2 separate regions of the Mus musculus genome follow, and region 2 is linked to region 1. A link is a loop called in an ENCODE intact Hi-C map of the cell type or tissue named here. Cell type or tissue: heart. All regions are shown on one strand. Links, peaks and the distances in the headings refer to the core of each region. The heading gives the core; the rest is flanking DNA.

Region 1 (15,230 bases), core at 4,690-9,689:
CCTCCCTCCACTTCTCAGGCACCAAGTTTACTAGTGTGTGCCACTATGCTTGGCTTTGTCAATATTTCTTTACTGCATGGGAAGCTTTCTGTCAATGGCTCAATTTCACTACAGTGGCCGGGAAGAGGGCAGCCCCAAGGAAGAGAACACACACAAGCCACAACTCCTGCAGAGTCTGTAACACTGCATCACTCCATTCATAAGGTAAGGTGAAGGAGTTAGGCAAGTTGGTTATTTCCAGCAAAAACAAATATTACATTCTTGTAATGATGCTTCATGGCTGAACAGACCCAGTTCTCCTCTAAGCTCAGTGGTGTTCAATATCAGAATGTCAATAAATGAAAGTCACATTGACAGGGGCCCATTTATTTTCAAGAATTCTTTGTAGATAAAGTCTGATAAAATATTGTATTAAAAGTTAAATAGAAATAAACTTTTGGGAAGATGAACATGAATGATTTGTTTGCACTTCTTAATACCAGCAATTTAAGTACTATTCAGACCATTGCTATTTGAGAGCCTAGGTCAACAATGACTCAGCTTGAAAAATTCCCTACCATTTTATAAAAGAGGTGTAAGCTGAGTTATGTAGCTAGTACAATCTGGAGACACCCCCCCCCCCCATGTTATAAACTAATTTCCATATGAATGGCTTAGAAAGTGGTAGTATTTACTTTCCATTGAAAAAAAGTATCCACAAAGGTAAGCCCAGGAAAAGCCGGATCTCAATTCTGTTTTAGTACATGACAAGGACAAGAGGGGGATCCTAGCACAGCCCCAGGTACTGAGCACTAGGCCACAGCTCTTCCAACACAGTTTGTTCTACTGAATAGAGTCTACCATCAGGGTTGGACTTCAGTCTTCAGACAGGGATATCCAACCCAGTGGAAAAGCAAGCTGTCCCCAATCCTAATTAATTAAGATATGGCCTTGACAGAAGGCAGGCCCTGCTCTTGTGTCTAATGATCTTGAAGCAGAAGCCTGCCATGTGACCCCAGGCAAGCCTTTTACTTTCCCACCTGCAAAGACTGCACTGATATTCTAGACTAGACTACAAAACTCCAGGGCCCAACATGCTATTTCTGCTAGTCACCTTCCATATACAAGCAAATAATCTTTGGGGTTTGTGAGAGGTAGATAATTTAAATAAGTGAAGTAAATGATTGATCAAAAGTCACATGGATTGGATAAATTACACCAGATGTGATAGTGCATACCTGCAATTCAAGAATTTTGGAGACAGAAGCAGAGAGATGACTCAAAAGCTACCCTCAGGTATATATCCAGATAGAGACCTGCCTGGGCTTTGTGAGAGCCTGTCTCGAAAAAATAAAAGTAAATGAACAAATGACACTGTCTAGATTGCCTGGTAGCAAACGACAGTCCTACAAAATCACAACAGCCTGCAAGAGGATCAACACCTTTCAAGAGACCACATCAGACCAAGGTTATCTTGCCCACCTCTAGCTATAATGATCTAATCTGCTGTATTGTCTCAGGAAGACTGTCCACATACACAGGCATGAGGCTACAACCTGGCACTAACTATGCAACCTAAACACTTTCCAAGTGTCCTTTTCCAAAAGTCACTCACTATTCGGGCCAGATACCTTCACCGATCTGTCTGGTATGAAGAATGAGAGTTTCTGACTTATTTGTCCTGAGGCATCATCAAGACAATTAAAAAAAAGAAGGCGATGGGCAAGGAAAAGGAGACATGAGCACAAAGAAAGGTTAGTTTTAAAGGGGGAAGGAGGAGGCTAAGAAAGGACTCTTATTGGGCTAGTTCTAAAAATCTAGACAGGCTAAGAGCCCTTACAGACATGCTAGTGCACTGAAAAAAGTCATCTGCTGCCATCACTTGCTTCACACTCCGCCCCAACTGGCAAAGGAACTGCCCCATAAGGCCAAGGCTACCACCTCACATTTCTGTAGCACCCAATTCCATCACGAAAGCAAATGTCAATTCTGGGAGTGGAGCCTTCACTACCATCAGAGAAGTCTGACAGTCCTGAAACATTAGTTCCCAGCTTAGAAGGAAAAACAGCTCTTTGTTCTTTCTGTCACTCCTCTTCCTATTATGTGAACTCAGTTTTGATGCAGAACTTTTTAGGCTGCCAGTGTCGGGAAGACTCTGGAAACACACGTTGTAGTGGTGCCGAGCACACAGTTGTTCCTGTTCTTAAGTAGGTGTCAGCTCCAAATAAGAATGAAAAAATAAGACAACTATTTGTACTGACTTGGAGAACACAAACTCTAAAATAAATACTGGAAATTGTGACATGAGACCAAAGAAACACCATTAGAAACAAACCAAAGTGTCACACAGCATCAAAATCCCCACTGTTCTTCTCAAAGCTTAAAGTCCTATAGCTCAGTGGCAGAACAAGCCTAGCAACAATGTTCAAGACACCAACTTCCAACCACACAACACAGAACTGAAAGGAAAGAAACAGGACCAGAACCCAGAAAACCTACAGTCCTATAAAGCTAGGAGAGGCACACAGATCCATTACGCACAGTCCCCCCATGTTCTTGTATACAAATACCCTAACATTGGATGAGTCAATGATCTAATTCTGTAGCTGACAGAGAAGACTTTTTATTTCGAATGTGTTCACACAGAACTATTTCTAAGCAGGTGCTGAAATAAACAGTCTGATCATAGCTCAGTTAAGAAAGAAAGTCCTTCCAGTAAATGTGCCTTCACAGCTGAATAGCTGTCTTAATATGCAATTGCCCGAGGCCATAAGGAAGAAAACCACGATAACAACAACAACAACAACAACAACAACAACAACAACAAAAGGCTTTTGATTTAGATTAACTCAAGAAACAGAATAAACCTACAATACACCAAAGGTCCTCCCCTCCCAGGGTAAAGAACAATATGATCAGATAGCTCTTTTGTAAAAAGCTACCTCTACTTCTGGATTAATTTCCTGAACCCCCACCACAAAATCATTAAAGGAACTTAAGAAACACAGGGTTAGAAAAGGTAAGAAAAGCACAGTTCACAGACAACAATCCCAAATGCACTTCTATCAGCCAGTTCTTGGCAGCCCTCTCCAACTCTACCCAACCAGGCCCCTTATAAAGTCTGGGGGCTGTCAGAACTCACCAGTGGTTCCCTGCACAGGCGCACTGGGCTCCTATGGCTGGGAGTGCTGGCTATACTAGAGGGCAGAAATCTGAGTGACACTTGGCACTCTTCCTTTCAACAACCACCACAAAATGCTTTCCAAACCCAGGCTATCACCATTTTGAAGACCAGGAAGCTAAAGCCTTCCAGGGGGCATAGGTGCAAAAGGAAGAAACCCACTGGGTCTAACCCAACCCCCAAAGATCACAGCATTAACCAAGAAGGCAAGACTACAGCTTCTGAAGACTAGAGCCCGTAAACACCAAATGTGGCCTCAGCAACCCCTGGGACATGCAAAACTTGAGAACTCAAATTTCCTTGGCCTGGAGTAAAACAAGAATATGACTTTTCAGCTGATGAAAAACCAAAAATAAACAAAAAAATACAAACTCATGAATGCTTCTGGGGGGAGGGTAGGGGCATACTGGTGTGTGGTGTGGAGGTGGAAGAGTGTAGAGCCTACAACTCGCTACAACTGCTCAGAGAGGCAAGGAGGGAAATGAGAAGAATAAAGAGTCAGGAGCAGCTGCAGTCCCCTTTCCCAAGGGCACAAAGCTGTGAGGCCCAGAGAGGGAGCAAAGAGAACATAAATGGGGCAATAGATGAATCCTATCCACCATCACTAACCTTGATGAGAGTCAGAAAAATGGGGAGACACTCCCAAGACTGCAGAGAGCTGCAACCAATCAATCCCTACCTCTGTAACAGATCTCAGGAGGACTTTGGAGGATAAAATTCAAAACACTCAGGACTCACAGAGAATCTGCAGCCTGGATCAGTGCCTAGAGTACCTCGGCTCAGTCTATCCTGGAAAATGCTGAGAGATGTATAGGACAGGGGTGTCCTCAATGGAGAACTTGTTGGTGGTGGGTGGGAAACCCTGAGAAGCAGGTGTGATGTGAGTTAAGTATTAGAAAGGGAGCCTGACAGGGTTGAGGAAAAAGGCAGAAAGCCACGAGGGAGAAAGGCAAGAAGCAAAAGAGGAAAGGAACTGAGAAACGGGTATCAAAAGAAAATGAACATCTAAACAAGAATTTGTAGACTCCAAGAAAGGGGAGACGGGGATAATAAGAAAGGAATGATACCTTCAGGTTAGAACTAAGGAAAAGGACTTAAAAGGAGGTGGAGGCAGAACAAGACAGGATCGGAGAATGAACAAAAAAAAAATCCAGTGAAAGGCTGAATGGGGGGGATGGAGGACTTAGAATTAAGAAGGACCAAACATAGAACACAAGGAGACTGGTGTTGAAGATGATCACTTTGACAGGGACAGCAACAGTAAAGTTCAAGACGATTCAAAACTATGTAGACAAATGGACAGCTCCAAAAGAGAGGAAAGAGCACCAAATAAAGAGAATGAAGGGGAAAAGCCGGTAGAAGAAAAGGGCAGAATGGGCAGCGTGTGAAGGATCAGGGTCAGAGTCATCTAAAGTGCAGAGAAACACCAGGAGCAAGGAAGACATAGGCAGCAAGTCCTAGGTGTAGATGAACTTACTGGTGATGGGTTTGTGGGGAGAGAGAGCAAATGAATGAAGCAGAGCAGAGGGGCATTGAAATAAAGGTGGGAAAGAGAGGAAACTCAACGAGAATAGAGGTGCAGAGAGAGTACAACTGAGTAGTCAGGGTTAGGGCAGAGGTCTGCTAAAGGAAATGGCAAAAATGAGACACCCTAAGGGACAGAAAAGGGGGTAAAAAGAAGAGGGCAAAAAGCCAGGCACCACAGGGGAGTGCATGCAAGATCAGAGCGCCTGCACAGGGGCAGAGTTGGCAGGCAGAAGGGTCTGGAAAAGAGGACAGGGTCTGAATGGCAAAATGGGAGCAAGCACTGAGAAGGGAAGGAAGCGAGCAAGGCGCATCAGAATCTGAGAACCGTAGGAGAAGGAGCTTAGGGACATCCTAGGAGGTGCAGAAGGTTCAGTGTTGCGACCCGGCAAAATATGGGGCAGTTGGGCCCAAATACAAGGAGGAATTATGTCCAAAGCCAAGACCGGGAGGGCAGTAGAGCAGTGCCTGTATCAACAGACCAATACGGATCTCCACGGAGGTGGAACCGCAGGTCCTAAAGGGACAGCTCCTGGGGATGCAAGATGTTCTACCGCAGGGATAATAACAGTAAATAGGCCAAAGAAGGAGAATGGGGATTTCCTCCCAAAAGTGATGCTAGCAGAAAACAGGTAAGGTAGAAGGGCCACGGATATTCAAAGTGAGCGTCAGAGGGGATACTGAGGGGTCAATGAGGAGGTAGACTGTCCCAGGAGCACAGCCGACTCCAGGAGGTGGCGAAGTAGGTATGACTGGGGGTCGGGGTGGGGGAGGAAGTGGGAAAGAAGACGGCTCAGAATTGGGAGTCGGGTATCTCGAGTGGAGGCTGAGAGACACCGAGATCCTTCACCGGGTTTGGTGGGGCGTGTGTGGAGGCAGACGCCGGGATTGCAGGGCTGCGGGGACACTAGCGAATAGGAAGGGCAAGGCGGGCCGCGCGGGCCGGGCCCGGGCATGCAGCGGCCGGGACGCGGGGACCGCGGGGCGCTGGGGGGGGCGCTCCCACCCCTCCCCCTCCGGCTCCTCCATTGTTCGCGGGCTCCGGGCCCCGCGGTCCCCGCCTTTCCCCCCACCCTTGGATCCCGCAGCGGGGCGGCGCCCGGCGCCTCGCCCGTCCCCACATTCCCCTCCGCCAGCTACGAGACACTTACCAGTCTCGGGGGCGCACTCAGCGCGGCCCCGGCCTCCGCGATCCCAGCCGCAGCGACGGCGGGCCCGGCGCCATGTTCCCCTAGCGACTCGTTCCTGAGGCGGCTGAGGCGGCGGTGGCGGCTCCGGCGGCGGGGGGCCGGGCGGACCCTCCCTCGCGGGCTCCCTCCTCCGCCTCCTCCACCTCCTCCTCCCGCCGCGCCGCGGCTCTCCCTCGGGGCGGGGGGCGGGGAGGGGAAGGGGGGAGGGGCGGGAACCAGGGGGAGGGCGGACCAGCCTCGCTCGCTCGCTCGTTCCCTCCCTCCCGCGCAATGGCGGCGGCGGCGGCGGCGGCGGCAGCGGCGTTGTCGCCTCCTTCCTGCGGCCGCCGCGGCCGTGCGCGTACTGGAGACCCTCTCGCAAGTGCGCGTGCGTTTCTGAGGGGCGAGAGATGCTGGGGCTGGGGTTGGGAAGTGGATAACGGCCCTGTGGGCCGAGCGCACCGCGAGGACCGTAGGCCGGGAGGACAGGCACGCGCGGACACCGAGGGCGCGAGTGCGCGTGCGCGCCTGAGGAAAACGCCGCTACCTCAGCGGCTGCGGCGCCAGATTTACACAGCGCGAGGACGGACACCCGCGAACTGGCACAGGAGGGCGCGGGGTGGGCTGAGTGCGCGTGCGCAGAGACGGCTGCAGCCTGCGAAGCCACCGAAGGGAGGGAGGAGCCCGCAAGGGGGGCGCGCACGGCGTCGCGCGTTCCAGGCTGCAGTACCCGCCGCCCCTCCCCACACCGCGCCGGCTCCAAGAGAAAGCCATCTCTGAGAGGCTTGGCCCGGCTCGTGAGGGCGGGGACTTAGGGCTCCATCCCGCTCGCGCGGGACCTCACTAACCAATGGAAGGCAGAGGGAGGTGGGTTCGCCTCCTGGAGCCGCAGCTTCGGGATAACGGAGGGGGTTGGGGGGACAGACGTAACGTGGGGTGGCGAGGCGGGGCTGTGAAGGAGGGAGCGTACCCAGCGAGTGAACCAATTGGGCGAGGGAAGGGGGCGTGGTCCTTCACAGCCCAACCCAGGCTCGCCGTTGGCCAGCCCAAAAGAGTGGGCGGGGACAGGGGGCACGTGCTCTTTCCCGGGCGCTGAAGAAAAACCTGTGGGCCAGGCGCGTTGATACAAGTTACTGGTGATTTCTCCCAGTGCTTGGTCTCGGGCAGAGGAAGGACAGGCCCTGCATTGCAGCCCTAGTCTCCCAAGTCAGCATCGGGCAAATGACAGCAAACCACATGTCACTTTGGGTGCTTGCAGGGGGAATGGTGATGTAAGAGGGCTCCCCTCTAACTCTGTATTCCTCTGGGAGCCCTCCGGAAGGATGGATTGTGAAAGACAGGCTTTCCCGGCGCCTCACAGAGTGTGGAATGCCTGAAGGAAGCACGTGTTTCCGATCCAGCCTTGCACTTCTTTCCAGGCTTTTCATCTGTAAAGTGGGATAACAATACTGAACTCCAAAGGGTCGCTTGGAGAATCGAATGAGGTATAATAGGCCCTATGGCCACGATTCATGGTGGGAATCCTCGAACTACTAGAACCCAGTAAAATATGGGCGATCTCCCTTATACATTAATATCTATAATAGCTGATGGATTACTCTTAGCAGAGGATTACCCACAACAATAGAAAAACGATGAATATATATTACGCTGTAATAAGAGAAATGTGGATGTGACCCTCCTAGCCACCGGTAACTGAAACATCAGAAAGCAACAGGGGAGTTAAGAGGGAACTACTGTGTCTCTAAATGAGGGTGGGGTGTAAAGGAGTGACCTACACGTATTGAGTACGCAGTAAGCATTGCTAAATAAAATTACATGGGCTCGACCAAATCCAGCAGCCAGAACTTCATGAAGTCAAAAAGGTCATGCTGTGGGTGATATTCCTGGAGTCTGCTTTAAGGTGGTTAAGGCAGCCAGTATGTATGTCTCTTTTGGCTCTCTACAAAGGCAAGAAGGAAAAATCAATATCATAAAATTTTACAGTGGAAACACAGTAATGAATTTTCATATTCTGAAAAAAAAGTTTACATGTGCTCAAATTTTAAAACACCCCAACAAATGAAGCCTCTCATTAAAGTTTGTTAGGAGGGCAGGTTCTTGTGGTGTGGGCTGAAGAGATCAACAGTTAAAAGTGGGTTCCTCTCCCATCTATAAAGATCATTACTTGGGGCTGAGGACAGAAGTCATTGGTAGAATGCTTGCATAAATACACAAGGCATTCGGTTCCATCCTAAGCACAGAGTGTCTGGAGTAAACTAAAGTTAATTTTGTTTTCTGTTTTTTGAGACAGGGTTTCTCTGTGTAGCCCTGGCTGTCCTGGAACTTGCTTTGTAGGCCAGGCTGGGCTTGAACTCAGAGAGATCTGCCTCTCCCTTCCAAGTGTTGGGATTAAAGGCATTTGCCACCATGCCTGGCTAAAGATAATTTCCATTAACATTTTTCTCACTAGCTATCCTGGCTGCCCTGGAATTTACTATGTAGCTTAGATTGGAATTGAATGTGTGACTGTGTCTGCCTCTGCTTCCTGAGTGTTGGAAAAGAATGATGTTGGAGTTGCACAAAAGAACACAAGAACAAAGCAAAAATAACTCAACCAGACAGTTTATCATTATTACTATTATTATTGGTTTGCAAACTCAGTGTTTGCAGGGAGGTGTAAAGATGGATCAGAGGTTAAGACCACTGGCAGTTCTTCAAAGACTCAGGTTATATTCCAGCTCACAACTGCCTGAAATTCCAGTTCCAGGGAAAATGATGCCCTCTCCTGGTCTCCCCAGAAACTGCACAGGCATGCGAGCAAAAACACCCATGTCTGTAAAAATAAATTTCAAGAAAAATGTGTCTGTGTGTGCGTATCAAAACCCAAACTCAACTATTGAACATACATGGCTGAGATGGCTTTTGTCTTTTATTATTGATGGAGGTAGCAACTTTGTCTTATCCCATTGATGGGAACTCGAATTCTCAATTTGACTCGATTGGCTGGCTGATCAACTAGGTAAAGGGAAAGAGGAAAATTTTAAGAAAAATGGACCTTTGTTGGACTAACTCTTTTGGATAGAAAAGGAATCCCATTCTCACATGAGTGCATGTATTACCACAACAGAGTCCAGAAAACTATAATACCCTTCCAAGGCAGAGGAATGCCGTGGTGCTTAAGAGCACCGATGCCCTTCCAAAGGACCCGAGTTTGATATCTAGCACCCACGTGGTGGCTCACAATCATCTGTAACTACAATTCCAGAGGCTCTGATGCCCTCTTAGCCTCCACTGGCACCAAGCACAAATGTGGTACACAGATATATAGGCAGGCAAACACCTCATTCACATAAAATAAAAACAAAACCCTACCAAATCCACTCTTGGGAAATATGTGAACAGACAGTATCTCACTTTGACCTCAGGTTTTTCCTTTTTGAAGTCTGCCACCTTTTCTTCTCAGGTTGAAGTCACTCTCTCAGAATAGCCGGATCCTGGAGCTTCACAGATGAGAACACTGGGCAAGGGTTGTAGTTCAGCTCCTAGAGTGCCTATCTAGCCTGTCCTGGATTCAGTCACCAGCACCACATAAATGGGGTGTGATGACACACAGTGGGAATCCTGTAATAACAGCCCTTTGGAGGTAGAGGCAGGAGGATAGGAAGATCAAGATCAACCTTGGCTACATTGTTAGTTCCAAGCCAGCACAGGCTACATGGACTCTGGTTTCACCAATAATAATAATAGGAAGAACAACAAGAAAAGGCCAAATATAAGTAGATGTTAATGAGTAATTAAATAGGAAACAAAAAGAATAGCTGGCATTCAATCTAATGGTAGTCAAAAAGGCAAAGTCCTTGTCTGCTCACTCTTGTGCTTTCAGATGTCTCTCAAGCTGGGTCAGGGAGCTGGCCCCTCTAGTATCCCAAAGAACCTGGGTATCACAGAGAGAGGGGCGGGGAGGAGAGAGAGGAGGATTTGCCTGTCTCTGCCTCTAGAGTTCTAGAATAAAAGGCATTTGCAACCGCAGCCTGGCTATTCCTATCTCTTAATTCTTTCCTATCGCTTAAGAGCGCAGATCTAGCACTCCCACAATCACCATAGATGTCACCAACAGGTCTAAGCACAAGGGAGAGGGCTCAGGAAGTGTTTGGTTGTTGTTGTTGGGTGAAGGCACCATCCGGCAAGGCCTTCCCAGCTCTGCAATTCTTTCCAGGACTTAAGTAGGCGAATGGTAGCTGAGTAAGCCAACGACAGGAAGCAGGCTTCCCTTGGGGCAGCCACCCCCGCGCACCCGGCCCCCCTTCACTCCAGGATAAACAAACATCCGACTAAACAATTAGCTGACAGAGACAAGAACGGGCTGCCGGGCTGCTGGGTTGGATCTCTATCAAGATTTCCCAAGCATAGCCCTGGAGGCCCGAGTAGCTGGAGGTCACTTCCACCAGAATGCTAGGAACCAAACGCGCTTCAGGTCTGGACGCGAATTGCAGAAATGGATGGTGGCGGCGGGGGGATTGACACGACCACAAAAGTTTTGCATAAAAATTGGCGATGCTCGGACGTATTCAGTCCCTATTCCGGAGAATTAAAGAGAGGGTCGGAACCAGGGCTGATCCTGACCAAGAGGTCGATGATCCTACAGCGCCGTCTACCCGCGGAGCCGAGAAAGCCGGTTCTCGCTAAAGCTGCGGGAGAATACTGCCAGTGATGATCTTCCTTCCTCCACTGGCCAGAAAGGCAGCCTATGATGAGGAAGGGACAAGAAGCCAGGGGTGCTCGCAATCACAGCAGAATCACAGCTCTCCAGGAAGGACTCAAGACATCTAGTGTACAGTACGCCAAATTTTGTTGGAAGGATTCACGATGAACCTATTTCTATAAATTTGTAAAATTAGCATAATCCCAGCACTTAAGAGGGAGAGGCAGGAGGACTGGGAGAATTCGCGGCCAGATTGATCTTTGACTTGCAATAGTCTGGGTACTCAAAGGCAGCACAGGAAACAGAGAAATCCTGCCTCAGAAAGCAAAAGAGAGCAGGGAAAATGAAATAAATTTCATGTAAATTTGAGTAAAGCACAGATCTCAGCTTGTTTGCCTGTTTGCTTTTGGTGCGGGACAGGTAAAAGGCAAGCTCTCTACCAATGAGAGAGGTTTTTGTTTTGTGTCCCTCCCCCCACCCCACCCCCACCCCCACCCCCACCCCCGCCCCCAGGCAGAATTTTACCAAGTTGTTTAGGCTGGTCAGTCTATACAGTTCTTTCAGGCTTGAATTTTCAGTCTTCCTGCTTCAGCCTCTGCTGATGCTGGAGTTAACAGGTTTTGGCCACCCAGCTTTATTTTGTTTGAGATGGAGTATTTTGTAGCAAAGGCTACCTCAGACTCACTATGCAGCCAACACTGGCCTTCAGCTCCTGATCCTCCTGCCTTAAGCTCTCAAGTAGTGGGATTACGGGTGTACATGTCCAGCCATCCTAGCCTGTAAATAACAGAACAGTGTGAGATCATCTCTCAGATGCCTCTTAAGAGAGAACTCTTATGCTAATCACCATGGCAACTCTTATAAAAACTTTGTTTGTTTGTTTGTTTGTTTAAGATAGGGTTTTATTGTGTACCTCTGGCTATCCTAGAACTCATTCCATAGATCAGACACTGGCCTTGAATTCAGAAATCCTCCTGCCTTTGCCTGTTGGAATTTAAGGTGTGTGCCATCATCATCCAACATAAAGAAGAAAACGTTTAGTTGGGGCTGGCTTACAGGTCAGAAGTTTAGTCCATTGCCATCATGGTGGGAAACATAAGGATGTGCAGGCAGACATGATGCTGGAGAGTTTTACATCTGGATCAACAGACAGCAGGGAGAGAGAAACAGTGGGTCCAGCTTGGGCTTTTAGGGACCTCTAAGCCCAGCCCCAGTGACACACCAACTCCAACAAGGCCACACCTCCTAGTAGTGCTATTCCCTTTAGGTTTATGGGGGGCATTTTCATTCTAACCACCACAAGTACTAAATGTAAATGGATCCGCCTGTAAATACTCTCACACATAACTCTGTTGTATAGCAGTTTCCTCAGAGTTTGAAACATTTCATTCTGAATGGAAACAAAATAGCTTCAGGAAGTCCCTGAAACTGACCGGATTCACTAGGTCTCTCTCTCCCAGAGTACTAAAAGAAGACTGAGAGAGACCAGCTGTCTAGGAGAGGCAGGATCCAGCAGAGGTGCTTGGAAGAGGTTTAGACCAATGTATTGAGCAGCCTGCAGGTTGTGCAGTGTGCTTTAGGGTCTCAGCTTTTGTGACCTGTCACCCATGCTGGGGTGGGCTTTGATGATAAATTTCTGCTCCTGAAAGTAACCTCTCACCTATAGTCCTGTAAGTAATTTCAATAAAATTCATGGTTCATTAAGTTGGACTTTGGTATATCTATACTTTGGTCTCCCATGAATCCCTATGTGGGGTGGATAGATGTGTGTGTTGCCTCTCCCCAGGAAATGTTTTGTCATACAAGTTCAGCCTTCTGAGTCTTAAGTGTTTGTGAGATCCAACCCTGATACTCTGTGTTAGGATAGAACATTGGTTCTCATGGTCATGCTGCCAGATTCTTGTTAAGAGTGTATCATCTTTGCCACATATAAAAATAAAAGCCTATAATTCCAGCGGATAGGAGGCTGAGGCAGGATTAAGAGATTCGTCAGACCAGGGGTTAGAGATATGCCTCCTTGGTCTTAGAGCACTTGTTGCTTTTGGCAGAGAACCTGAGTTCAGGCCTCAGTGTCGGGCTGCATGCCTGCCTGGCTGCTGGAATGCCAGTGGTGCTCCAGGAAGACAGGATGCATGGAATGAAGACAAGGATCTCTAGCCAGGCCAGAAGGAAAGGTTCCGAGGCGCTCTGGAATGACCTGAACGGCCAAAGAAGTACAGCTCTCCGAGGGGAAACCTAGGCAGGGCAGGCAGCCAGCTCTGTTTCATTATTGTGGCAGCCTCAGTGCTAGTGGCAGCTGTGGACAACCAGACGAGCTGCTGTGGACAGCCAGAAGCTGGAGCCAGAGCCACTAAGCCACTAAAACAGCAAACAGCAGCCAGTGGAGCAAGCCTGGCCTGCTGAGTGGAGCTGAGGTCCAGCAATGAATGCTTTGGGAGAAAAAACTCTTACCTAGAGTGTTACAGCGCAATAAAACAGCCACCCTCGGGTGATTCTTGGTGAAATAACGTATGCACTTTATTCCATGTTGATAGGGACCATTTTGATAGGGATGTTATAAATAAGCATTTGGGGATAGAGTGGGATCCAGGGGTAGATCCCTTGGCTCAGTCTGAGGTGTTAGGAATGCTTTATTTGCATGGGGAAGGACTTCAGGTGTTGTCCCTAAGTGACTGATTGTCACGGCCCTCTCGGTGGGGTGTGGTGGTTTCATGTTCCAGGACAGGTAGTGAGAGACCAAATCTTTCAAGTTCAGACTCCCATTTTAGAGAACCTGGCCTAAGTTTAAACTCGGGCAAACTAACAGGCCGGTACCTAGCATTAGTTTTCAAGTTACCCCCAACAACCCGAGCTTAGCTTGAGTCTCTAGGCTAACCTCCAACAAGATCAGCATCTCCAGGTTATTTCCTCAACGAACCAGCACCCCCAGGTTACAAGCCTGCCCCCTGTCTAATGACCAAGAAAACAGAGGAAAGCAGAAATTAAATTTATCATATGACTCCCAGCACCAGCCAATTATGTTAAAGGCCACAGTAACTTCTCAATTAGATGCTTACACACTTATCTCACTGGCCCACCCCAGCCCTTGCTACTTACTATAAAGCCTTGTCCGGATAGATGCTTGGAGCTCCTCATCACCAAAAACCGTCCTCCATGACAGCAGGGCACCGAGGGGCCGGAGCTAGCTCAAATGAAGTAAGAAGGCCCTACTGTGATTCCATCAGATCGGCTCCTATCTGTTCTTTGGGGATCACGTACATTTCCCTGGCACTACAGCAGCACCTGGCCAGTAGCTGGTTCCAACGCATGCCATTTTCAATTATGAGATTTACCGGGGATTTTGAACCTGCACCAACCTTACCAGTTCTGTCTGGTGGCCCCACACCCCAGCACTTACATGGTGGCTTACAACCATCCCTAACTCCAATTCCAGGGAATCCAATACCCTCCTCTGGCCAGGACTGTACACGGTGCACATACGTACGTACATGCAAACAAAAGACGCATGCACTTAAATCCTTGACAGAAGAGAGATCTATGTTAGCTCATTCTGTGCAATGAGATGCTATTACAAAAAACAATGAAACATCGATGAATAAGTTAATGAATGAAGTTACTGTTCAAAGAGCAAGTTTGATATATCTTCCCAAGGGAGTTTTACAGAATGGGTGCTCCAACTGACTTCTTTCAAGGTAAGTGTCCGTGTAGGTGGGTGCCATGGCATGCCTGTAGATGCCAGAGGACAACTTGGAAGTCAATTGTTTCCTTGTTGAAGGGGTTCCAGGAATTGAACTCGGGTCCCTGGGCTTGTGTGGCTAGCACTTTCTCTAGATAAGCTCTCTTACTTGCCTCACTCATTGTTTTGTTTTAGGGTCTTGAGAAGAGTCTCAGAATGGACAGGCTTGAAGTCACTATGGAGCTGTACTTTGTACTTTGGTTGTCTCGACTCCGTCTCCCTCGTGCTGGGATTACAGGCATGTACCACCATGCTCAGCTCTAATTAATGTGCCCTTACAAAGTCATTGAAGACTTTTAGGGCTGGGGACCTAACTTTCTTGATAGAATGCTCGCCTACCATGCCTGAAGTCCTGGTGGGCCACACCTCTAATCTTGACCCTTAGGAGTTACTGGCAGGAAGGTCAAAAGTTCAAAGTCATTTTTCACTACGTATTGAGTTCCAGTCAGCCTGGGATACATGAGACCCTGTCGAGAACAAAAGGGGTGGGGGAGGGGAGGGAAGCAAGGGAGGGGGAAAGGGGAAATTTCACTTGCTCCAGAATTTCTCAAACACTTCCTATTGGCCATTTTCCCCTTTTTTTATTTTATGTGTTTGGGTGTTTTGCCTAATGTATGTCTGTGCACCTTGTATATGCCTGCTGTCTAGAGGGGCCAGAAGGGTGTGTTGGATCCTCTGGAACTAGAGCTGGCACAGGGGTACTGGGAATTGAACCCCAGGTTCTCTGGAAGACCAGTCAATGTTCCCAACCACTGAGCCATCTCTCCAGACCCCAAAGTCAACCTGAACAGTTTGCTACTTTGTTTGTTAGACAAGGTCTTTTGCTGGTCTGGAACTCTCACCAAGTAGACAGACTAGACCAGTAGCAGGCCAGTTTTCCATGGCTAATCTTGGTTGTAACCTCAATTGAGCAATGCCTTATCAGATTGACCTGTGGCCAAGTCTGCAGGGCATTAT
Region 2 (15,230 bases), core at 6,320-11,319, 91 kb before region 1:
TCGCTCTTTATTACTTGCTTCTTTTTAAATGGATTTTAATTTTACAAGCATTGGTATTTTCCCTACATGTGTTTATGCAAATGGAAACGGAACCTAGGTTGTCCTCCGTTACGCTCTTCGGTCAAGTCAGCTGGACAAGGCTTAAAAGTCACTCATGAGGCAAAAGAGTTTTAAGGAACTTCTCCTCCTGGAGCCTGGCGTTCCCTTAATTCTCCATTCCCGAGTTAGTCTAGTGTATGGACCCACATGCTCTCTTTTAATATCATCCTATTATAAGTGCTTTTTAAAATTGAATTTTGACATGGCTAAAGCCTTTCACCAGTGTTCCAACAGTCCTAGAAATGTCCTTGACCAAGATCAAGGGCTTGGAATTCAGTAAGATTGTAAAAGCTAAGTCACTCTCTTACACGGGAATTTACCATCACCAAGGAAGAAGGAAGTTTCAGACCAAAGGAGAAACCAGAATAGATACTTAAAACTGTAGCAGAGTTACACCCATACACACGTATTTACAATGGCCTAAGGGGAAGGTGGACTATACAAGAGACTAAAATAGGAACTATGGCAAGGGCACGAAGCCCTTGACCCTGGCTTCTAAGATTAGTGAATCTTGGGTAGAGCCCTTGTTGATCCCAGCTGTTATCAATAAATTCTATCCCAGGTGGTTCCTGTTAGACCTTTTGTGTTTGCATTCCTCTGTTTTATGTAAGATTCCAGTTACCTCAATTGTACCTTGCGAATATGTCACCCAACTTCCTTATTGTCCTCTGCATAAAAAGTCTGATGCTTGATTTAAAAATTACACTCAGATTTCACACGAATTCTCCTGTGTGTGTCTGTTTGTCGCTCATCCATGCTTTGCCCACCCGCATCGAGAGACCCCATTCCACGCAGACACAGGGACCCAGAGGGTCTGCGGCAGTCCTCTAGTGTTAACTGCTAAGCCATCCCTCTAGCCCCTCTTTATTACTTTTTCTGAAGCATGCTAATTAAAAATTTAAAAAATTTTGCTGGGCACCATGTAATAAACCTTTAATCCCAACACTCAAGGAGCAGAAGACAGGTGGATCTCTGTAAGCTCAAGGCCAATCTGGTCTATACAATGAGTTCCAGGTCAGCTAGGGCTACACAGTAAGACCCTGACAGAAACCCAAACCCAAACCAAACAAGAACAAAATTAACCATAAGCATTTTTTTCAAAACTAATCATTAAAAAAAAAATCAAATCACAAAAACATAATGTAAGAGCTGAAGCAATGGCTAAACAGTTAAGAATATTTGCTGCTTTTATAAGGGACTTGGGTTTGGCTCCCAGCTTCCACATGGTGACTGTCACTAACTCTGTTCCAGGGGAATCTGATACCATATTCCTTGAGCACTAGGCACATACACACATGCAAGCCAAAACACTCATACATATAAAAAGTAAATATTAAAACAAAACCCCAGGATAATTTCCATTTTTCCACATAGAAAGGCTTTCCTTGGAGCTAACTGTAGAGTCCATTTTCCAGCTGCCAAGGAAAGAAGTCCACTGCCATCATGAGTACACATCTAATCTAGCACTGCGACAACACTGTGAAAACTGAGATGGGTTCTGCTGTCAAAGAAACAATATCCCTTTTGAAGACCATGATCTAGTTTAGTTAGCAGTGCTAGTTAGTTAGCAGAAAGGTACTGAGGATTCGAGGGGATAGAGGTTGTGGGGGAGAGACTGCACGTCCCAGACAACAGGCACTTCTGAGAGCCAGGCACTTCAACACTTGTCAGCATTCACTGCTGCCTCTGGAGAGGCCACTGGGTGACTAAAACCCCTTGGTCTATGTGGGACTGTGAAAGGCAGCCTATTTTGGTTGAATGGGGCTTGCTCTGGTGACCCAGTACAGAACTCTACATGAGACGGAAAATCGAGCCATGTCCCCAGAGCCAGGTGCCTGACACCACAGAGCCTCCAACTCCATAATTCTATGACTATCGACTAGTCATACAAAGTCCCAAGCTTCTGGCATTCTGGCTAGACTTCACCCCCACAGTTACCTGACAACAGCAAGATAGCCCAGCCAACTATAAGAGGGGCTGCTTGGCCCTTCCTTGCTCTCTTTAGGCCTCACCTTTCTTACTCTCTAGCCCTCCTTCTCTCTCTCTCCCTTCTCCCCTCTCTCCACGTGGCTATGGCCAGCCTCTCTGTCCTTCCTTCTACCTTTTCTCCTTCTCCCTGCCTTTCTACAATAAAGCTCTAAAACCATAGACTGTCTCTGCTCATCAAGACCCGCCGTGCTTGAACGATGGGATAGGCTTTCCCCTAACAAGCCACCTCTAACCTCCCATCAGAAGGCCTTCCTATGCTGCAGCCACGGACCAAGGACTCTCACACTCTCACACCTGTGTGGGAACCATCAAGTGCCCTCTCCCCCTGCCTTCTCCTCCCTTCGGCCTGGTGCTGACTGAGCCGCCCAGGGCCCAGCTCTTTTGCGGTATCCAGCGTGGGATGCCCTAGGACTGTCCCCTGTCCCCCACCCCCACTCCCACTCCCGCCGAGGCTTCCCTCAGCCAGACACCCACCCGGGGCCCATGGAAAGCGTGTGGCAGTCCTCCCACATCTAGAGCACCGGAACTTTGGCGGGACACAGGTTCTCTCCCGTTTCTCCTACACCCACGGCCCCACAGGCTTATGTGTTCTAGAACCCTGGACTAATGACAAATATGTATCAGAAGTCCCCAGCTCCCCTTCTAAAAAGCTTAATGCCCATAGAGACCTTTGACCCTATAGAATTAAGTAGCACCAAACTCAACAGCAGCACCTGGCCATAGAGGAGCCATCATGCCTCTGGCCATGCTATCCTCTGCCTGCTGGGGTCCCAGTGTATCCCCCTCATCACTTGTGAGTCAGTGAAACATGATGATGTTTATTCTTCACATGGACAGTGGGTAGGGTAGTCTTGAGTGTTTATTTGGCGGCACAGCTCTTCCCTGGCAGCTACCAAATTGGACTTAATGCTGCTCCAAGCTCATGTACCAACTGGGGTCCAGGTGCAGTCTCCTCAGGAAAATGGATGGTCTGTTTTGTTTTTCTTTAAACAAAACAAAACCCCAAACTTAAATCTTCTAGGTGGTACTGGCGCATACCTTTAATTCCAGCACTCACTTGAGAAGCAGAGACAGACAGATCTCTCAATTTAAGGCCAGCTCCGTCTGCAGAGTAAGTTCCAGAGATAGTCAGGGCTACACAAAGAAACCCTGTCTTGGAAAAAATAAACCCACATACCCATACCCACCCACCAAAAAACCACCTTAATTTAAAATTTAAATGATGTGTAGGAACCAGGTCGGGGACACACATCTTTAATCCCAACTACTACTGGAAGGCAGAGGCAGGTGGATTTTTGAGTTTGAGGCTAGCCTGGTCTATATAGTGAGCCCAGCTAGGGCTACATAGTGACCCTGTCTCAAAACAAAAAACTAAACAAAAATTTTTTATGTCTGTGTGTATGCTGTGCATGTGAATATAGCTGCCCTCCCAGGCCAGAAGCATGAGGTCTTCTGAACCTGAGGTTGGTGGGAGTTTCAGGTGGTTGTGAGCCATAGGATGTGAGCGCTCAGAATCAAACTTGGGTTCTTTTTTTTTTTTTTTTTTGGAGACAAGGTTTCTCTGTAGCCCTGGCTGTGATCCACATGCATCTGTCTCCTGAATTATGGGATTAAAGGTGTGCACCACCACACCTGGCATGCTTTTTAAATTTTTTAAAAATGTATTCACATCATGTGTTTGTGTGCTTTGTTTGCATGCATGTAAGTAAGGCCAGAAGAGGGTGTTGGAGCCCCTATAACCATACTATAAACAGTTGTGAGGCACCATATGGCTGCTTGGAACCAAATGCAAGTCTTCTTGCAAAAGCTGCAGTGCTCTTAACTGCTGAGCCATCTCTCTAGTTCCCCATGTAACTTTGGAGATACTGTTTTTTCTACTGTTGCCAACGATCTACTCATTGCTCCTTGCCTTGACTCTATTTCTCCTAAGTGCTAGGTAAATCCCGACCAATTGAGAGCTACATCTCCAGCTTTTTTAATACAATAATGCCAATAATGATGACAACAATGGCCTCCTCAAAGACGACATCGGTCTTGTTATGTAGCCCACGCTGGCCCTGAATTCATGGTGATTTTTCTGCTTCCCCCTCATCAGGATTACAGGCAAGCGTCATTACGCTGGCTTTAATAATTTCACCATGGTCTCATTCCTCAATGACTTAAGAAAATGATCTTAGACACATTTAAACTTTCTACCTATTTAGCAGGAACTGGACATATGTTAACAAGCCACAGGTATGTATCAGCAGCTTCCAGTTTTCATAATCTAATCTGAAACCATGATCTAAGCTCTCTTTCATGTCCCTAAGTATCAGCCTCTTTAACATGGCAATATGATGAAGTACTGTGTTCCAGAATGGAAAGGCACTCTTGATACTGTGAAAGAGCCAACAGCCAGCTTAAGCCAGGCATCACTACCCTCTGCACAAGGCGGCAGAAAAGAAACTACACGTCTTCTATCTGGAAATGAAGTAGGGTGTGGGCTGTGGCCTCCCTACAGGATTATCACAGGAACAGTACATCTGAGAGCAAGGGCCAGCTCCAGAACATCAATTAATCATCAGCTCAGCAGTTCCTGTAAGCAGCCTGCCTGTTTGTTTTACCAAACCTCATTTTAAAATAGCAATCCTGTTGCTGTTGTACCCAACACCATGGCATAATTTAGGAAAGGTATCATTAGCCTAGCAAGCACAATTTATTACAACTACCACTTACAATCAATTAAAAACAAACAGCACCAAGAGCTGACTGTGCCTATCATGACGGCTAAAAGTGACCAGTGGGCTGGCAAATGGGTGGAGACCAGGATACTGTATAGTAGAGCAAGACCATTTGACTTGGGCCTGAGATCATACAGAGAATAGGCTGGGGGCTCAAGCAGAGTCCCACATAGATACACCAGAATCCAGTAGGGCATGCCAGGGTCATCACAAACACAGAAAGAAAATTCTAGGGTGACTAGTTCACACCTGCCAGCAGACTTACTAGTAGTGGCTGATATGCACTATGTCAATTTACCAGAGATTGAGGCACCCTGCCTACCATTAAGTCTCCAAAGAACCCTTCTTTATTAAAGCATACTTCAACAAGAAGCCTTCCATCTTTTAAATAGCCCTTCTGGTTTCAAATATCTTCTCTGGGGGCTGGAGAGAGGTGGATCTGCGTAGCCAATCTAGCTATAACAACAAGTTTCAGATTCAGTGAGATCTGGTCTTAGAAAGTAAGAACAGCCAATGAGAGAAAGATGCCTGATTATTAACCTCTGGTCTCTGCATAGGCAAGTGTACACACACACACACACACACACACACACACACACTGCATAGGCAAGTGTACACACACACACACACACACACACACACACAGAAAAAAAGAAAAGAGAGTAGTCAATGTCATTATTTCAAATATCTGAACAACTGTCATCTAGAATAGTCTTGTTTCAATGGCTCTAGGGAGCAGAGCATGACTAAGAATAGAAATTACAGGATGGCAAATATTCTCTCAATACATAAAATAACTACTAATAGCCATGGATGTCATTTAAAGAATGATCCAGAACTTTTTATTTCCCTTGTTAGTGGATAACCATCTGTATGGGATGCTGTTTAAGATTAGTATCTGACCCAGGGAGGTGGTACCCAACAATATCATGATAATGAGCTGTGTGCTCAGAATGAGGCCCAGGTGCACAGTGCTGGCTATGCTTCTGTAGTGGAGCCTTCACAGTAGCTCCATAAGGCAGGCTGCCTTCAGTTCTACTGTAGCGATAAGAATGCTGAAGTTAATGGACACAGTGCACATGAAAGGTAGAGGGAGAGCTTCCACAGACATGGTCTTCATTGACCCACTAGCTTTTACCATTTTTGATTGGGTATTTTGTGAACACTCTGCAGTTGTTGTTTTTTTAAAAATGAAGCCAGCATTAAGAGCAGGGGAGGGGGCTGGAGAGATGGTTCAGTGGTTAAGAGCGCTGGCTACTCTTCCAGAGGTCCTGAGTTCAATTCCCGGGAACCACATGGTGGCTCACAACCATCTGTAATGGGATCTGATACTCTCTTCTGGTGTGTCTGAAACAGCCACAGTGTACTCACATGCATAAAATAAATAAACCTTAAAAAGGGGGGGGGGAGGGGAGGGAGCTTGTATAAAACAGGCTACAGCATTCTGGTTTGCTTCGGAGAGGAACAATACATTTTCAAATGTGGCTCTAGAAAGTGGCCTCTCTACTACCTAAGTTTAGGTCTCTCTTCTACCTAAATTTCTTGAGTACCAATAAAACTCATACAATACACACAAAACAAAAAGATGCTTTTAGGCAGATATGTTGTTGAGGAATTTTGTGACTGCTCTAAAAAAATTATTAAATTGTATATATGCACTTGAGTGTAGGTGACCTGAGGTCAGGTGTTGGATCCCCTGGAGCTCTAGTTATGAATAGGTCTGAGCTACCAATGTGGGTGCTGGAAACAAATCTAGGTCATCTAGGAAAAAAAAAAAAAAAGCTTACTCCAACCACCATTTAAGCATTCTCTCTGGCCACCCACCATTGCTTTTTCTATGTAAACAAGCCCTTAGCTGCTACTGAATTTTTAACCATGGTCATATATGATATTAATAAAAAGATAAAAATAAAAAACTAAAAAAAGGAAGGAAGGAAGGAAAGAAGGAAAGGAGGGAGGGCGGGGAAGGGAGGAGACAAAGAGTGGGCAAACAAACTGGGTATGGTAATCTACACAGTGAGACCCTGTCTCAACCACTGCTCACCCTCCAAAACAGACAAAAGCCAGATCAACTTCTTAGAGAATTTACTATTGTTTTTTGTCCTCTTGACTATGACCAAGTGTGACATGAGCTTACTAAGTGTGCACATGACAGGCAAGTTACTTTGCAGAGCCTTTAGTATTGGTCAGAACTAGTCTCACTATGAATGGCTCATTTTTACTCTTCAACCATCCAGATCCCTGGAGAGGCTGGGGGCACAATGTCTCACAGAAGCCTGAAAACTGAGGAGGAGAACTGGCTCTTGGACATTTTCCCCAATCCCAGAGACATGTTTTTTTTTCTACATAGCCTTGGCTAGCATAGAACTCACAGAGATCCACATACCTCTACTTCCTGAGTGCTGAAATTAAGGGCAAGTGCCACCAAGCCCAGCTTTCTGAGCAAAAATTTTAAAAAATATTTATTTATTTATTATATGTAAGTATACTGTAGCTGTCTTCAGACATTCCAGAAGAGGCATCCGATTTCGTTACAGATGGTTGTGAGCCACCATGTAGTTGCTGGGATTTGAACTCAGGACCTTTGGAAGAGCAGTCAGTGCTCTTAACCCCTGAGCCATCTCACCAGCCCATCTGAGCAAATTTTAATATTCAAATGAGCTTTTCTCTTCACACTGGCAGACTTTTTGACCAAAAAGTCCTTCTCTAAGGCCAGCAGGCTGCACCACTGTTTCTGTGTAACCACCACCCTGTTCCTCTGATTTCCCTTTTAGCAGTGAATCAATACTTCTTCCAAGGCAAACCTGGAGCTGCTTATGCTTTTACTTTCTATATTTGGATGTAAAAAATCAGCACTTTAGCTTTTTTTTTTTTTTTTTTAAAGTAACTGGTACTGTTAGCAATGTTAAAACACTCTACCCAGACAGGATGGACAGCAAGCAATCCAGTGGACTTTCCCAGAGGCTTCAGAAGGCATGGCATAACCCATTCACATAATCTATGATGTATCTGGGCACCACAGTAGCTTTTCCTTCAGGACACATGCTCACAGTCTGCCACTGCTGCAACTTTTGCAGAATGTAAATGTGCAGCTGTGCAGTGCCATCACTTCACCAAACATGATACAGGGTGTTGAGGGTCAATGTGCTGAATCCCATTCTCTGGGTAATGAAGGTTCAGGCCCTATCTTAGCAGAGTGGTTTGTGTTTGATCCTGTGTTTAGAATAGCTATTACCCTAATGCAGCACTAATAGGTGCTCACTGCTGGGATATTATGCCTGGTCTAGCTGTTTCCATAGTGTGCATTCTTCTTTGTGTCTGAGATATCCCACAACAGGTGGCACTGCTTTCAGGGCTTAGCCAAATTCATGGCCTCTTGGATACACTCACCCTTCCTAGTTAACCTATGTGGGTCTTAAGACATAATAACCGACTCCAAAGGGTAGTCCAGGGCTTGTTGCGGACAAGGTTTCTTGGTTTTGATCAGTGATGCTGAGTGACCTGCCTGCCCTCCCAATTGCCCACAGCCTCACCTCAGATCTGTATCTGAAAAGTGGGGAAACTACAGGAACTCCATGTTGGGGCTGTTTTGCCTATATTGCCCACAAGAGTATCAGCATTGAGCCTTGCTTTTAAGAGTGGTGCACTCAGGAACGTAGGGTGGCAGCACCTGCCAGCATTATCCCACTACTACCACCAAGACACCGACCCCTTGGAGTCTGGAAACCTGAAGTCGGAAATGTGATGATCTACTACAGTAAGATGGAGGGATGAGAATGAAGGATAGACAGATACTAACAGGTCTTAGGCTAGATGGGACAGGCAGCCAGGTATATAAAGAAGACACTCTCCTAGGTCAGGCGGCTGTTGTCATGACCCTGCTTTTCTTGCATGTCAAAAGATCCACTATCTGTTCACTTAGGGCAGGGCAGCCAGTCTGTGTGTTCCCAACACACAGGGGGCTGGGGCAGCCAAGACAGCTAGGCAGAATGGCCTGTTGAAACTATGCTGGGGACTTGGGCTGACACCCAGACTATTTCTGTCTTGGATGGAAGGCAGGGTTACTTGGTGAAACATGCTTGACTTCTCTTTGGCTGCTGGGCTCTTCAGGCAGCATGCCAGGGCATGCTGTTCTGATCATGCAGGGCACCTGGTCCCGAGGAAATCCTTTAGCATGGCAAAGCTACGAGCTAAATGAATTCCATTTATCTGGATCATGAAAGAGCTGGCAAGATGACCACCTGGCTATGTGGCAGTGAGGACTTTTTGGAATGCAAGTGACTTGTGCTTGCTTCACTTACAAGGAAGCAGGAGGGTGTTAAGGGATGTGTATGCGAAGGTATACAAAAAAAAGCACCTTATGGGGGGGTGGGTATGGGGGACCTTTGGGATAGCATTGAAAATGTAAACGAGGAAAATACCTAATTAAAAAAAAAAACCTTAGAACTGGAGGTGATATTAAGTCATACAGACCCCTCCAACTACATTTTATGAAATTACACACCTTATATTCTAGTATCTTAACAGCAATGGAAAGGGTACTTGGGAGGTGATCATTTGCAGTGGGTCTGCTGGTTGTGTCCAGTCTTGGACTTACCTACTCTAGGATGCAGTATACCTGGAGGCATCTCTTAGGCAAGGAGTCCCATGAGAAGCAACTCCAGAGCACAAGCCCAGTGGCTTCAAGCAGCTCATCTTGAGGCTCTCCCAAATAGCTCTGTTGCACCCAGTGAGGTGTGTAGCCTTCCTGGGTTAGAGCGAGCTCTGTCTAGTCCAAGACACAATCACGGCACAGAAGGAAGGTCTGCAATGTTGCTGTGGGCAGCCAGTGTCCAAAGAACTCTGGGATTTTTGATTTTTATTGTAAAAAGGGACTAGTGTGCCTTTGAGGTTAACACTGCCCAGCTCATAGGAGATTAGCTAATGTATGATGAAGCTAGTCTTCAAGGAAAAAGACTATGTTGATGAGGATCAGGTCCTTCTCCGTGCACTTTTCAGCACAAGGTTATGGCCTCTAGCCTCCTTGTGGGTCCCCTTGGATTGGAAGAAGCCCAACTCCAAGGTAGAGCTCGGCAGGGCACTCTAACACGTGCCTGATACACAGCTTCTAAATGCTCTGGAAATTTCCTGCTAACTCTGAAAGGTAGAGTCAGAACTGGAAGTGCATGCTGGATGATGTCATGTTGTCAGAGTGGTGCTGACATCTGCAGGAGGCAGGCCCTCAAGCACAGAGGGGCTGGGATGCCGGGAACAAACTCCAATGCTATCTGGCCCAATTCCACTTGCCTGTAAGGCTCCAGGGCTCTACCTGATGTGTTTCTTCTGGCTTCTTGAAAATACCAATCATTGGATGCTAGGAAGACAATGGCTCTGGATTTGAGTCCTAGGCCTGGTCTCTTTCTGGACCTGGTTTTCCTACCATGGCAGTGGAAGTGACAGCTCCCAGGGATGGGAGGAAGAACAGAATGAGAATTAGGAAACCCAGAGTCTGGCAGGCGAACTCCAAATCAGCACCTGGCTGTGCTGTCCCTTGAACACCCATAGGTGCTATTTTGTCTCATGCAACAGTCAAGGAAATGGGCACCTAGAGGAGTGGAGGAACTTGCTCAGAGCTACTCTGGCCATGTTGCCTGCAGATGCTGCACTGGCACCTTGTTCACCAAAGACACTGTGCTGTGTGCTAGGTCCAAATAAAGTGCTTTCCCAACTGGATTAGGCAATCTGGGAGTTCACCAACAGCTGGGAGGAGTCAGTTCAGGCATTAGTTGGCCTTTTGTCCTGCTGTCCCCCATCACGGTGACACTATAGATTGCTTGGTTAGTTATAGAGCTGAAAATATTTGCATGTCCGAACTCTTAGCAGCTATTTTCCTTTTAACAGCTTGGTGGAATTTTTTGGAAAAAAAAAAAAAATTAGTTCCAGGAAGAACTGGGTTGGTCTTTTCTGAATAGTGCATCACATTCTCAAGTGCTCCCTAATGCTGGACAGCTATTTCTCAAGATCATGTGAAACGCAGTGCAGGAGTGTGCTACTGAGGGGGAGATAAACTGAAGCTAACCTAAACTCCAACACTGACAGATGAGAGGTACAGATACTCGATTTGATTCTTTTACACGGAGGTGAGATGTGAGATGTAAAGCCAAGGGTGAATTTGGTACTTTGCTCAAATAGCTACTGGTCCCTACTACCCATGCTTGTTGTCAGTATACTTAGTCACCATGTATTTAGAAGGATGGAGCTTAGGGATAGGACTCAGCACCACAGAGGCTGGCTGTAGTAACTTGGGGCCCACATCAGGTGATTGGGACTCCACTAGGCTATCAGAGAGCTGTGAAGAACAAACTACAATTCACAGGCTCAGTCACCCTGAACCCTCCGCTGGGGCTTTACTGATATAACACTATGCCCTTTCACCTTTGAAGGCAAGGATCTTTGGTAGGTATGTCACAAATACTTTGGACAGACAGTATGATGGTTCATCTCCATTGCCAGCTTGACTGGGTTTACCATCACCTAGACAACAGGTCTCAGGGTGCATCTGTGAAGATGCTTCCAGACAGGCTTAACTGAGGTTGGAAAGAACCACTGTGAACGTGGCTGACAGAGGAAAACGGAAAAGGCAAGCTGAGTGTTATCCCTGGACACAATGAAAGCAGCTATATTCCTCACTATGCCTTCAAACTGGGAGCCAAAATAAGCCTTTTCCTCCTTAAATTGCTTTTGTTGCAGTAATGAGAAAAGGAGCTAATATGGACAGTGCCTCTGGAGGGGAAACACCTGATGAAGGATATAAACATGCTGTTAAGTGTATACAGCATGAAATCTCCATGGTGAATTTCAGGTTCAGATCTCCAGAATTCACCCAATACACTTAACTGAAAACATCCCAAGGTAAAATATATGTAATTGTAGTTTTCCAAATGAAAAGTGGCAGGGGTCTGAAAATCTGCCATCCCCTAATCTTGCTCTGCACTACACTGGGGACCCCATATATCAAATGCTTAATTAAACTCCAAAGATAGCACCACAGCAGCAACACGTTGTAGCATTCAAAGATGGAACAAGGAACTAAACTTGTATGAAACAAAAATGGAGCACTGCCTGAGGACAAACCTAACCCTGAGGATGAAGGAGCTGGCTGGCACCTAGAAATCACATGCATTCTTCCCTTATCCCCATACCAAAGACATAGGGCATTTGTTCCCACTCAGATACTGAAAGCTTGTTTAGGACCTTAGTATTATATGCACTTCTCCTTTTCTATGTACACATTCCACATTTCCATGGCTAAATGGAGCTTTTGAGGGATGGGGTCTTTTGAGGGTTTTACACTATTCATTCATTTATAACCATTTACTAGAGTCTTGTGCACTTGGCTTGAAAGAAACAATGCTGAAGACCCAGTGTCTTCCCTTGAGGAACTAAGGGTCTATTGAGGAAGCAAACAATCAGGGTCCAGTGCATAGAGTGCTTGTAGAGAAAGGTGCAGGGCACACAGACAGACAGACGGTTCAGTTGGGCTCTGGCTTGGAGGACAAGCCAGAGAAGGGTTCCAGGGAGGATTTTTGAGGAATGGTAGCAGTTCTGATCATGATCTGAAGTTTGGGGTGAATGAAGAAAACATCAAGAGGCAAGGCTAGACAACACCAGACTCTGTATGCAACAGCATTCACCTTTGTCCAGGATGATGGAGAACACTAACAGGGGAAGTTGATATGGGCTCCACTGGCTTTACAAAGACAACTCAGTACTGTGGATAAGCAGCTGGCAAGATGAGAAAGCACTCACTAAGATGTTATGCTAGTAAGTCAGGGAGAGAATGAGACTAAGCTGGAGGCAGGGACCAGACTCAGGAAGGAACAGGAAGACAGCAGAACTCACTGACAAGAGTTGACAGCTGTTGGAATCATTCCCTAGGTAAATCAACCTAAGGCAGGACAGCAACTTCTTCCACAGAATATCCCCTCAAAACACCAACACCAACACCTTTTCTTTCTTGCTTGCTTGTTTTCTTTTTTTTTGGTTTTTCGAGACAGGGTTTCTCTGTGTAGCCCTGGCTGTCCTGGAACTCACTCTGTAGACCAGGCTGGCCTCGAACTCAGAAATCCGCCTGCCTCTGCCTCCCAAGTGCTGGGATTAAAGGCGTGCGCCACAACTGCCCGGCAACAACACCTTTTCAAAACCTATCTTCTCAATAGAAATGATGGGAAAGCGAGAGGAAAAAGACCAATCTCTTTCCCAAGGAAATCTTTAATAGACCTTTAATAAGAGTACAAGCCGCAGCATCCTGATGTATGACCTTTCTAAGACTCCAAGGAACCTAAGGAAGAGTCTGTAAAGCCCTGAGGAACCCCAGGTGCTGCAGGCTGACCTTCAAAGGATAACAGCAGTACATCTCCTGCTTTGTACCAGTCTACCCTTCTTTCTTGAAAGATGTTCCCTCCTTCTGTCAGAGAATGGAACTTCCCTCTAGGCAAGCATCCACCTAGACATGCCTATTTCCTTCCTGACATTCCTATCATGGAAGGTCTGCAGGTGCTTGGACACTGGGTAAACATTCAACACCAGCTCCTCTCTAATGCTCTCAACAGTCACCTCTTCATTGAAGGCTGGCCTTATGATATTCTCTGCATTGGCAACACCTTGTTTGAACTCAACAGGATGCATTTTCAGATGGACTATTAAACTTATTACCCTTACAAAGAAAAGTAAGATAACTAAAAACATGTGAGACAAGGAAAATAGCACAAAAACAGCAAGAACACACTGAGAGATGGTAGAGTCTGCCTGTAATCTCAGCACTTAGGAGGCCAAGTTGGGGGATCCTGAGTTTGAGGCCAACCTGGCTGCAGAGCTAATGCCTTATTGAGAAACAGAAACAAGAACACACCTTCATGAAATGTTTAAAATACACTAAACAAACCAATTCCCAGACTGCATAAACAAACCCATTCCCAGACTGCATAGATGCTTTGTGAAAAAAGGGAAATCACACATTAAAGTACTGCTGAAAGATGTAATAGGAGGGCTGGAGACATGACTCAGCTGGTACTGAATTCACCTATGCATGAGACCCCAGGGCCAATCCTTGGCTCCATATAAATGGCAGCAGATGATCATTCTCTAGAGCGTGTCATGCTCAATGCCAGCCTGGGCTACATGAGAATCCACCTCAAAGGAAGAGGCAAGCACACTTTTGACCTAAGATTCTCCTAGGTGGTGTCCCTCAGGGTGTTATGTGTCACCCTATTTAGTTTTTAACCCCCAGCACCAAACAGAAACCAATGAACAACAGGTTATTAGTTGCTATTTTAAGACTGTAAGAATGAAACACCATGAAGACACAAAATGTTTGGGGGGGGGGGTAGGGTGGAGTGGGGGGGATAAGGGAATGGAAATTGAGTTGAAAATAATTTTATAGCACATTTTAAAATAAAAATTTAGGAGCTATGATTTTGATATAAAAAGAAAGTAACAGCAGTGAGATAAGACAAATCTTAGAAAATACTTGTGTTACTTCATAATCTTTATTAAGTTTGTATTTGTGTGTACACGCACATGTGTGTGTACATGGCATAATACATATGTGTTTGGAGGAAAACTTTGAGGAGTCGGCTCTCTCCTTCTACCATGTGGGTCTTGAAGGTGGAACTATGGGAGTCAGCCTTGGCAGCAAGTGCCTTTATTGGTTGAGTGATCTCACTGGCTAGAAATGACTCAATATTAAAGATTTACTACTCATGTCAAAGGTTGTGCATGCCTTTAACTTGAGCACTCAGGAGGTGGAGGCAGGTGGATCCCTATGAGTTCTAGGCTAACCTGATCAACATAATGAGTTCCAGGCCAGCCAGGGATTTTATGGAGACCATGTCTCAAAATACACACACACACACACACACACACACACACACCCCACAATACTACAAGAAAAACAACACAGAACCAAGTTTTATTATTCAAAGGGGCTGGTGAGATGGCTGAATGGTTAAGTGTGCTGGATGTTCTTCTAGAGGACTTAGAGATTCAATTCCCAGCACCTTGCAAAGATCTGTGATTCCAGTTCCAGGTGACCTGATACCCTCTCTGGCAACCGTGGGCACCAGGAATACAAATGGTGTACAGATATATACATGTATGCAAAACACCCATACACAAAGATTAAAAAATAAAAATAGAGATTTACCATTCTTTATAGTAATTGTTAAAAAGATGTACTGGAAGGCCATCTAGAGGTAATATTATGACAGCTAAAAGTACATATGAAGGAGGATGAAGTATATTTGATTTATGCTTTGCATTTTGAGAAGCTGCCCCAGAACTTGTCACAATGTTCCCTTGGAGTACTGGGATCACAGATGTGTGCCCTCATGCCTAGCTAAGGTTGTTGTCTTCTCCAAGTCTCTGTGGCTCTGGTTTGTACTC

Evidence for each region. Hi-C counts contacts between places; a loop is a spot of excess contacts. Peaks named below come from ENCODE experiments on the same cell type or tissue, not always from the same donor. Only the 100,000 strongest peaks of a DNase experiment are listed, where the experiment ranks them.
Region 2: it touches region 1 in a loop (2.8-fold over the local background); 7 of 42 quality-filtered maps call a loop at or near these places.

Annotation. Positions count from the first base shown.
Region 1 is chr7:16,608,637-16,623,866 of GRCm38, forward strand. Arhgap35 (Rho GTPase activating protein 35) reads right to left here and starts at 6,357. Exons shown (of 7, transcript NM_172739.4): 1 at 5,836-6,357. It overlaps Gm29443 (predicted gene 29443), which reads left to right and starts at 5,188. Exons shown (of 3, transcript NR_136928.1): 1 at 5,188-5,316; 2 at 14,409-14,511. In heart, for the core only: a CTCF peak has its summit at 8,630 (motif pointing left); DNase peaks (open chromatin) are centred at 4,925, 6,005 and 6,675; H3K4me3 peaks cover 2,723 bases; H3K27ac peaks cover 2,542 bases.
Region 2 is chr7:16,515,638-16,530,867 of GRCm38, forward strand. The region is part of intron 3 of Arhgap35 (Rho GTPase activating protein 35); the gene reads right to left. Among named protein-coding and RNA genes, the nearest start is that of Npas1, 46 kb to the left of the region's middle. In heart, for the core only: no CTCF peak of the experiment used is centred there; DNase peaks (open chromatin) are centred at 8,844 and 10,024.